Regions from separate parts of the Homo sapiens genome. Here region 1 is linked to region 2. Evidence: chromatin loops called from intact Hi-C (ENCODE). Cell type or tissue: PC-3. All regions are shown on one strand. Each heading gives the region's core, and the rest is flanking DNA. Links, peaks and the distances in the headings are about the cores only. Region 1 has its middle 340 kb from the start of LINC01478. Region 2 overlaps LINC01478 (long intergenic non-protein coding RNA 1478).

The links. Peaks named below come from ENCODE experiments on the same cell type or tissue, not always from the same donor. Only the 100,000 strongest peaks of a DNase experiment are listed, where the experiment ranks them.
Region 1: a loop joins it to region 2, with 2.0 times the contacts of the local background. A loop is called at or near these places in 1 of 110 quality-filtered maps.

The regions. Positions count from the first base shown.
Region 1 is chr18:44,192,641-44,198,035 of GRCh38, reverse strand. No RefSeq gene overlaps it. Among named protein-coding and RNA genes, the nearest start is that of LINC01478, 340 kb to the left of the region's middle. In PC-3, for the core only: no CTCF peak of the experiment used is centred there; no DNase peak of the experiment used is centred there; H3K27ac peaks cover 392 bases.
Region 2 is chr18:44,323,849-44,329,243 of GRCh38, reverse strand. It overlaps LINC01478 (long intergenic non-protein coding RNA 1478), which reads left to right. Exons shown (of 5, transcript NR_110792.1): 3 at 2,762-2,997; 4 at 3,816-4,092; 5 at 4,640-5,395. Among named protein-coding and RNA genes, the nearest start is that of LINC01478, 210 kb to the left of the region's middle. In PC-3, for the core only: a CTCF peak has its summit at 3,146 (motif pointing right); no DNase peak of the experiment used is centred there.

The DNA of each region.
Region 1 (5,395 bases), core at 321-5,320, 130 kb after region 2:
GTTTTATATCCAAAGGTCATTTCATAGCTTAAAGGGTGTGACAGTGTTTTTCCTACAGATCCCCCAGTACATGCAGGTCACAGGAAGACAGAGACTACAGGAGAGTCACTTGGGTCTCCTGGAGCAGAGCAGAGAGATTAGGGGAGAGGGAGCACTGGAGAAGAGATCGCAGTTCCACTGGCCAGGGTGAGATACAAAACCATACATTTTAATCATACACACACAATACACTCTCTCTAAATAAACAAAGAAGAGCAGAATGCATTCAATAAGTAATTTTTACTATTCACACAGCTTTTGTAGATACTGTTGAAAATACAAATATCTAAAGGTTATGGTGACTGCTGGTCTATATGTGCCATATAGTAGAATAGTATTTTTTTGATTGCCAATGACTATTCAGAAGTGTGAAGACAAAGAGCATGGGTTGAGATCAGATGGCATAGAAGGCAAAGCTGGGTCAGCACATCCTGATTTATAAAGAATGAAAGTGGAAACAGAAATAAGCTATCCCAGGAACCATTTCAATGGAAGACAATTCACCTTTTATTAACTATCAATATAAAAATAAGTTTAAGAGGTAGGCCAACACCAAAGGCATCAGGGGATGATATAGAATGAGGCAAAGAAAATCAAATAGCACATCTGGAATTTTGAAACAAATTTAAAGACAAAAATGTACCTAATTCTGGTTGGTTTACCACCACTAATTGATAAGACTGAATTTTCTTATTTTTCTCCATTCTTCTTTCCCCATAACCAAAAACTAAGATGGAATCTGAGCTTTGGATGCTTTCAGTAAAAGGAAATTTTGGTTCTGCATAAGAGAGCAACAGGTGTTATGATCTCTAGTCTACAGGTACCAAGTCAAACACTGAAACTTACTTCATATGATGAACATACCAAATGCTTACATAAGGCATCAGAATTATCCTCCTCCATTGCTAATAAAAAATGCAGGGCTGGCAGATGCGTGTAAGATGGTCATTTTCCAAATAGTAAAGACATAATTAGAAAACAGACAGATTTACAAAAATGATACAATAAAATATTGGTTAGTAGTTGTTATGAGAGTAGCTGTTATGGTGAACAACCAAAAGAACTTACAGTTAATTTTCTGTGATTTCTTCTACACAAAGAGCTATTGCTAATGTAACCAGAAAATCAGCCCCAAAAGACATTCATCTATTGGAGAAACAGCCAGAGATTGTGGCTAAGAAGTATTAATATGTGGAAATATAGTTGGCATGACAAAATATTTGTGGTAAGCATGCTTAGGTTAACATTAAAATTTTTGCAGGTAAAACATAGTGAACCAAATAAATTATTATGTTATAAAGCAATGTAAAATTGGTATATTCAGTCTGGATGGTTACTGAATGGACCCACTTACTGATCATCATTGCTCTTATTAAGTAGATGGAGATCCTAATGGCTGTTTGATATAGTTTGGATGTTTATGCTCTGCAAATATCATGTTAAAAGTTGATCCCCAGTGTTAGAGGTGGGGCCTGGTTGGGGCTGTTTGGATCAAGGGGCTGGATTCTTCATGAACAACTTGGTGCCATCCTTGTCCTTGTGGGAGTGAATGAGTTCTTAGTTCCTAAGATAACTGGTTGCTAAAAATAAATTATCCTCTCCTCCCCTCTCTCTTGCTTTCTTTCTTTCTCATCATGAGATACCTGACCCCCTTTACCTTCTGCCTTGAGTGGACGTTTCCTGAAGTCCTTCCCGAAGCAGGTGCATGTGCCATGCTTCTTGTACAGCCTGCAGAACCATGAGCCAAATAAATCTCTTTTCTTCATAAATTATCCATCCTCAGGTATTCCTCTGTAGCAACACACAGAGACCAAGACCCAGTTCTAGTGCCCAGTTAAGAGCAGGGGATGACTCATGGGTGGGTCCTTCCAAGGACAAGGATTTCAGGTGACAGGGCACTTCCTGAGATGCCTGGTTGAGCTCTTTTCTCCTGAGCTAAATTCATAGATCGGTATTACAAAGAAGGGGCACTATTATTTGGTTGTTAAATGCTATGACTCAGGGGAGCCTAGAGAACTGGCCAGAACATTTATCTCTGCCTCTCTTCTTTCCTAACCATAATAAAAGTAATAGCCACCTCATGTACCCAGAGGCAAGCTGCCTCCAGAAGTGGAAGCCAGCCTCAGGCTCTGCCAGGATCTGAATCGTCACATCATGGTACATGGGAATCTGTAATAAGACTCCTGATCAGAGGTTTGAACTTTCTGATTCCTGGAAAGGATTTATGTCATGGAGAACTATGGCCCCTGAGAAGATTCATGTGTTTTGTTTCTTGACAGGGAAAAAGGAAACTGTAATCTGGCAAATAACTTCTAATAGCGCCCAAGATTCTAGTACCTTCTCCCATTACTCATGGGATTTTCTCTCTACTCATTGAATTTGGGTCTAGAAGCTGAACAAAATGCTGACTGAGGAAAACAAACAGACAAGACAACTATTATTAAGAGGAGAGAAAAGCAATTACGGCATTTGGAATATAAAGCTTAAAAGAAAATAAAACTACCATAAGAGATGGTCATTTTTTGAATATTAAACAATAAAAATAAGGCATTAATGGAGAATTAATTAGTAAATCAAACAAAGTATCTGAGGAGAGTAGAGTTGGTGATTTATAGTGAAGACACTATAAATCAGTGGGTAGATTTAAGCAAAGAGTGATTGGTGTTGAGACCTGTGGCTGATTGATTGTGTCAATGACCCTGATTCTTCTTCCTTTCCAGTATTCATGTCATTTGCCACATGAGTTTGTTCCTCTTCATAAAGAAGGGACAGTTGTTTGCTCACTCCTAGAATTTGCACTGGGCTTCTGACTTGCACTGACAAGTAGAATGAGGCAGAAGTGATAGAGGGCCAGGTGTGAACCAAGGTCTTAAAAAGCACAGAGGTTTCCACATGTTCTCTTGCTCCTCTGCCTTCAATATGACAACATGCCCTGCTGGAAATTGCAGCATGTAGAGCAGAGCTGAGTGACTCCCAGTAATTCCACCCAAGATCATCCTAGATTAGCCAACTCCCACCAGATATATATAAGTGAGGCCAGAGAAACTACTTAACTGAATCCAGCCTAAATCACTGAACTGCAGACTATGAGCTAAATAAATGTGTGTTTGTGTATTTTACGGCACTGACATTTTATGATTGATTTTGTTTATAATGCACATCAAATTGCCTGTAATTGATGTAAGACAGGAATTGGTGGCCTAGAAGATCAAGAGGCAAAAATGCAGGAAGAAATACAAAAAGATGGGAAGCATTAAAAAACAAAGCATATATGAAGGGAAGATATTCAGAAGCCCTAAATTGCCAATAAATAGAAGTTTCTATTACTGGAAAAAAAGGAAAATAAAAAAAAGAAGAGGAGGTAATACTGATCTAAATGATAGAAAATCATTTTCCTAGACAATAAGAATTTGAGCGTGAGTTTGTAAAATCATTTAATTTCAGTGCAGCAGTAAAGAAAGAGACACATACTTTGGCATACCTTATTAGTATTCTAAATCAAATAATGAAGAGAAACATTTCTGCAAAAAGTTTTTAAAGATTAAATTACTCGCAAAAGTACTAACACAGGGGTTGGCAAACATTGGCCCATGGGCTAAATCCAGCCTGCTGCCCCTTTTTGTAAATAAATGTATTTGTTTGCATATTGTTATGACTAATTTTGTGCTACAATTGTGGGGTTGATTACTACAGATAAAGACTAGTTTGCAGTGCCCAAGCTCTTTATTATCTGGGTCTTTACATAAAACGTTTCCTGATAGCTAAAAGATAATAGAATAATCATCTTTATCTTTGGTCTGTTGAGTTAAAAGGACTCTGAACTTGAAACCCTACTGCCAGCCAAGATATCATTCACCAATAGAATCAAAAAAAGTTCTGAATATGCAGAGAATCGGAGAACATATATTAATCAAGCACTCAGAAGAAGAAATGACCTGAGGAAGAACGTTAAACGCCAAATGAGTTGAAACAGAAATCTCAATGCGGGGAAGAATTAGATGAGTGGGAAATTGTAGATAAAGAATTTTGCAATAAATATAATTAAATCTAAATCGATTGTGAGAGAATTATTATATATAATATAGTTACTAAATATGAATTTGTGAAATGAAAAAGACACACTGAAAAAAAAACTGAAAAGTAGATATTTCAACAAAACCCAGGAGTTATAAAATATCATGGAGAAGAGGAAAATAAAAGTATTCTAAACTTTCATATAGGGGATGAAGACTCTGATAGAAAAAAAAATAATGTATTACAAATTCTATAGAAAAACTTGCATGTATACATGTGCAGGGAAAACAATTACAAGAATGGAAAGTCAATAAATCAGTCAAAAGCCTGATTTAACAAGGAAAGAGTAGAACAAATAGTAAATCAAATAAGCTACAATGAGTAAAATTGAATTGAGGACATAGCAAAATACATTAAATGGTAAACATTAAACACTGTGGCATAAGACTCTATACTATCTGCAAGTAGGCAGAAGTCTCAGACTAAAGAAAATATAAACATTTGGCTATATCTTGTTGCAAGAACACTTAAAGTAAAAAAAAAGTTTGAAGAAAGAGAGATGAAAAAAGATACTAAGCAAATGCAAACAAAACAAAGCTGGAATATTAAACTTAATATCAGGGAAAGTGGGATTTAAGGTTAAAAGTACTCAAGAGGATACCGAAGGGCATTACACAATGATAAAGGAACAATTTACGAAGATATAAAAGTCATAAAGTTGCATGCACCAGGAAGATAGCAGCTAAATATATAAAGCAAAATATTAGAAATGCACATTGACCTTGATAAAAATGCAATCATGGAAAAAGATTTTATTGCACTACATTCAAGAATTGCACTGAAATAATAGACAAGAAATAAGTGAGGGCACAGAGGCATAGAATAATGTGGTCAATAAACTAGTTTTTATGTGTAGGTATATACAGTATATAATATGTATATCATTACATCTGAAAGAAAATATATTTTTATTCATATTAAGGAAATACTATAATCATTAAATTTTGTCTATCAACTTAAAACATTTTGAAAAGAAAAAGTTTTATAGTCCACAATTGCTGATCATAATCCAATGTAAATTTCAATATAAAATTATCTTTCAACTATTAACATCTTAGGAATTAAGGATTAGCAATCTAAATAATCTTTGAGGGCCAAAGTAAAGCCAAAACTGAAATTATAAGCAGCATAGAAAAATTTTAAAAAGGAAAATAAACCCTTCTGTGTTGGTTCAGATTATTTGGATAAAATTGTCATAGAAGCCAGATTCAAATTGCTTTAGTAATAATCTCCCATAACACGGAATCCTGAGATGAATGCTTCCAGGGTTACTTCCACTGCT
Region 2 (5,395 bases), core at 118-5,117:
TGAATCTGGCTTGATGTAAAGATGTGAACTCCTTGGTTGCAGAAACTGCATTTATTTTTCAATACTATGGACTTGTTTACCCAGTAGTCAGTGGAATACCTGGCACATGGTTAAGTAAATACATGTTGAATAAATAATTTTCTTTTGAAAGAAAGTTGATTAATGTAAGAGTTTAATGTATCACTGCCTCCAGAATGGGACAGGCTTTGATTCATTCACCAACAGGGTGGGACATAAACAGAAGTATAGCTATATTCATATTAAAAGGCATCACTCTAATGTTATGGCCATGTTCATTGACTGTTTCCATTCTACCCCCATCCAACTCCCAGAAAAAAGAAACAAAAGAACAGATCAGCTTGGATTCTATTACAGTGCTGATGGTAACAGCATCTGTGTAACCTACCTAATAGGTTGGTGCAAAAGTAATTGTGATTTTGCCATTTTAATGGCAAATTTTAAAAACTGCAATTACTTTTGCACCAACATAATAGTATGCCAGAACTTTTCTTCATGTTTGCTGAGTTTGCTTTCCCTTGAGCTTGTAACAAGTATTGTTTTCTGCAACATTTTATTAGAACTTGATTTCACATGGACTGTGGACAGATACATCCATACTTATTTCAATCAGCTTATAAACTATTATTTTTTAAAATAAAGACATAGACCTAGATTCATATTCTTTCATTTTCATTTGGGGCACTAACTATTATAATATCCCTTTTGAGTATATCAAGTAATTTTAAAGCTTTACTTCCATGTACTAATATATTTTTAAAAATCTCTTTAAGTAGTATCTATTGCCCTTAGGGCCATTTAATGTCAAATTTTAATTTTTTGATAATCATTCTCTTATGTAATTTTTGAGATAGAAGCTGTGATATTATTTGGGGAGCTGGGAGCAATTTGGGGCTTGTTATAGGCATTTTTCCTCAATAAATTATTGAAAGGAGACTAAGGAAAAAATTATGATTATTATAAAATAGCTGATTACATGATAATAAACAAGGAAGTCATCTGGTTATCTTTGTTTTTCCTTCAGACAGTGCTTCAGATTTCTATAGATACAAACATCTAGGTGATTGTATGAAATTGTCACCATTTCCAAAATATTTTCTCAAAAATATATGATGCAGGTTCAATCAAGCCTATGATGATAGGCTTCATTTGTGTGGGTGTGATTAGGGAGGGAGAAAATATCAAAGTACAAAGTAGAACATTTCTGAATAGAGCTACACATGCTTCGATTAGAAAAATCCCAAGATTTTTGTACCATCTTCACATTCCCAATAATTCCGTTTCTACAGACTCCTGTAAAAGGAAGAAATTGGTTGGCATCTCTGCAAGCCCCTCCTAGCCAGAGCAGTCAAGAAAATGCCATACAATGTGTCCCCTTGTTTATTCTACTCAACATGTGCAGATCTTTGTATTTTTGTCTTTTATTAACTTGGCTTTTTGATAATATGGTCATGCACCACAAAACAATGTTTTGTTAAATGATAGACCTCATAGATGACAACAGTGGCCCTATAAGATTGTAATAGAGCTGAAAAAGTTCTATTGCCTAGTGACATCATAGCATAATTACTTTATTTTAAAAATAAATTTAGTGTAGCCTCGATGTACAGTGTTTATAAAGTCTATATTAGTCTCCAATAATATCCAGGGCTTCACATTCACTCACCTCTCCCTCATTGACTCATCCAGATCAACGTCCAGTCCTGCAAGCTCCATTTATGGTAAGTGTCCTATCCAGTTGTGCCATTTAAACATTGTTTTGACCATATCTTTGTCCTACCTTTCCTGTTTAGTTACACAAATATTTATCATTGTGTTATAATTACCTACAATATTTAGTACAGTAACATGCTGTATAGGTTTGTAGCTTAGGAGCAATAGACCACACCCTCTAGGTTTCTGTAAATATCCTCCATGATGTTTGTGAAATAATAAAATTCTGTAAAAATGCATTTCTCAGAATGTATGCTATCATTAAGCAACATGTGACTGTATATGGTAACGGGACACACTTATAAATAAAAGAGATAAAATGGTTAAAATCTTGAGTAGCCTTTCAGAACAAACTGCTGAGAGAAAAATACATTGTGCATTGTGTGTTTGTAAATTTCCAAAGGAAATATATCACGAGGACAAATTGATAGAAGTGATCAAAGTTTTTTGAAAGCGTAACTGGATTGGTGTATAAAGGAATATGTATGATTTGAATTAATTATTTAACGAAATGGATACATGTGAAAAAGACGACGGCTTTTTTTTTTTTTTGCCTTTCTCTGAAGGACAACTGTTGCAGATGCTCTTAGATTTTACATACAACATGGAAAAACTTAAATCATCTTTAATTCTTGGGTGCAATATTTACAAACAGTAATAGCTCATATTTATATCACTCAAAGGTTTGCAAACCTTTTTTCTACATAGTTATTACCTTTATCCATATTGGTATATGGTGGGCAGATGAGAATTTGTCTTTTTTTACTTAAGGGAAATTAGCTCTGAGAGATTAAATAGTTAATGGGGCAATATAGGAACCTGGCCCCCTGAGCCCCTGTGCAAGGGTTTGCCTCCTATTCACCACACATCTTTTGGGCTCTGGGAGCGAATGCTTCTTATGGCACCATCTTGAGCAAATAATTTCAGTTTTTCTGTTTTTTTTTTTTCTTCATTGCCCCCATATCAGATGGATGATGTTGCAAGAATTCTTGGAGATTTACACATAATTTCTGTGTTTTCTGTTTTGCAGAAGAAAGAGACATTATACAAATGCAAGCTGTTGTCACAACAATGATAAGAAATCAGGAGTCGAAAGATGTGGAGTAAGGGGGAATTTCAGAGAAACCACAAAACACAAAATAGGAAACAGAGACAGGAGAAGATTGCTATGACAAAATTGCAGAAGGTGAAATCTTTGGCAGCCTCTTATTTCTCTGGAGAATATGATATTGTCAGGCTGAGGTGGAAGAATCACATGGTCATACTGTAAGTGCTATGGTTCCAAGTGGTAATGTTATTGATCAATTTTCAACCTGAGATTTGTAATGATAATCCCCACAAGTTGCTTGAGATCCTTAACAGTGAGGTTTTTAGTGAGTTTAACCAACTGTCAGTGCTTGAAAACTCGCCTACAGGGGGCAGCACAAATACAAGTAAACTTAGGGGTAAAGCATGAAATGCATCCAGATTCACAATTGTTTCAGGATCTGCTTGCAACTGAAGCACTGTCTGCACAAGATTCGGCTGAGGGAATATATATAAAACAGAATGTTCCTGTATGATGTTAGTTTTAAAGGTAGATTTTTGGCAGTGGGAGGGTTAGCATTAACATTCATAATGTCACCTGTTATATATGTGTTATTTTTACATTTTAATATTTTAGAATACAGAAATGAATATGCTAATATCATTTTGAAGAGACAATGCCCGTATATATATCACTTGGAATTGTTAGAAATTGGTTGAGAATAAAACATGATCCCTTCTTATGAACTTGGAATTGTTAGAAATTGGATAAAAATTAGAGATGATCCCTTCTTATGACTTCAGCCTAGGAGTACATTGTAGAAAGCCAGGACCAAATCTGACACACTGAAACTTTGATTCCTGATTTTCAAAAAAGAAAAAATACTAGGTGAGGTAAACTGGCTTAACAAGAAGTTATGAATCCAGAACCTGGATGTCAGATATAGATGATCTAGGCTGAGGTGCCTATTCTCTGCCCTTTGCCCTATCCTAAAACTGTATGGATGGAAATGAGCCCACCTTTTGCTCTGAACTGGTGCATTCCTTCCTCACTGCAGGTTGAAGAGGTCTTGAAACATTGGGCTTTCCTCTACAAGCGGAAGGATAGCACTGGCAGCCATCCACTGGCCCAGCAATATCCTGGATTGAGACGATATCATTTGCATTACTTGCTGAATGAAACATAGTGAAAATGACTGCAGATAACCTCAACTAAGTCCAAGATATCATTTTCAAATCTGGACCAGCCCTTGCCATCTAGACTGAACAGAGATTCCAGTTTCCAGGAGAGTAGATGGAGTAATGATAAAAGCACCTCCCAAAACTTTTGCCTTGGTAGGTTTTAGATTCAGGAGATATCCGGGTTTCCATTCCCTTCAGATTTTCAATGACAGTGACTTCCAGTTCCCCACAAATTTCCCTTGATTTCCTGACCATAGAGCCACATATTCATGTTCTTTCCATCCATATATTAATACATGGGTATAAGTCAAGGTATAGGACTTCAAGCACTTTGCATGGATGCCCAGTCCATCTCACTGACTGTGTATTCTCAAAGCTTACCACTGGGCCTTAAGCCCTTTATTGAATGTAAAGCATTCAATAAAGAGTTTAAGGGCTCTTTTCTTTATTTCTGCCACATCCAGAATGCTTGGTTTAGTTAGGATCTGAAGAGGAATTGTATTTAAACATCTCATTTAGACCCTTCTAAGGAAAATACCAAGAAAAGAAGGTTGTGATCTTTTTCTTGGTAGTTTCATAATAGAAAGTCTTAAGAACAGTTACAGTTGTTGAAATCCACCCTGTCTCTGATTCATTGAATTGGAGATAGCTATCCAACTACTAGTTGTCCTTTCTCACTAACTCTCTTAATTATTTCTAGGTACTACAGAGTGGCACATAACTAAACATTATCAAGGAATTTTACAGCCCTAGGCCTTCTATTACTGTGTATTACAGTCTGCTGTAATCATTCTAATGGTCTAAGATGTTGCAAGTAATTTACTCACGGCCTGAACACCAGAAGTGCCAAAATTGCCTGGGAGTTTTATTCTGCATCCAACCAGTACCAGGAAGGAGGATGTATTACTTCTCGTTTCTCTACAAGTGTCAGTGCAAATCCAGCCATCAAACAAAACTTAGACCTAAAAGCTTTTAGATTACAGCGATTATTGCAGATTTTACATGAGATAAAAATGTAATTGCTCCATTTCCTTTATTCTTTCTTTCATTTTCTTCCCTCTCACTGTATATTTTAGATTGTCCTGCTTGACTGCCAGGTCAGACCCAGCACACAAAGATATCTGTCATAAGACTGGGGAGCTGCAGTGTTCTTTTTCATAAGAAATGAAATGCTTGAAATTTCTCTTCCAAATGAATCACAAAACTTCCATGGTCATTTTCATTTTAAATTATTTTATGTCTATGTAAACTCATGCATTGCCTATAACGGAATAATATTCCCAGCCATGTGGATAGTGACAGAGAATGAGCTGAAGGCAGCAATACTTCACAGGCAAAGTGGTACATGCATTTTTTTTTCATCTTGCTTTTTTCCTTTTCCATATTCACTCATCCTTTTAAATTCTTTGAATCTACTTTTTCCTCCCTCGCTCCCTTCCTATCCTCCATCTCTATC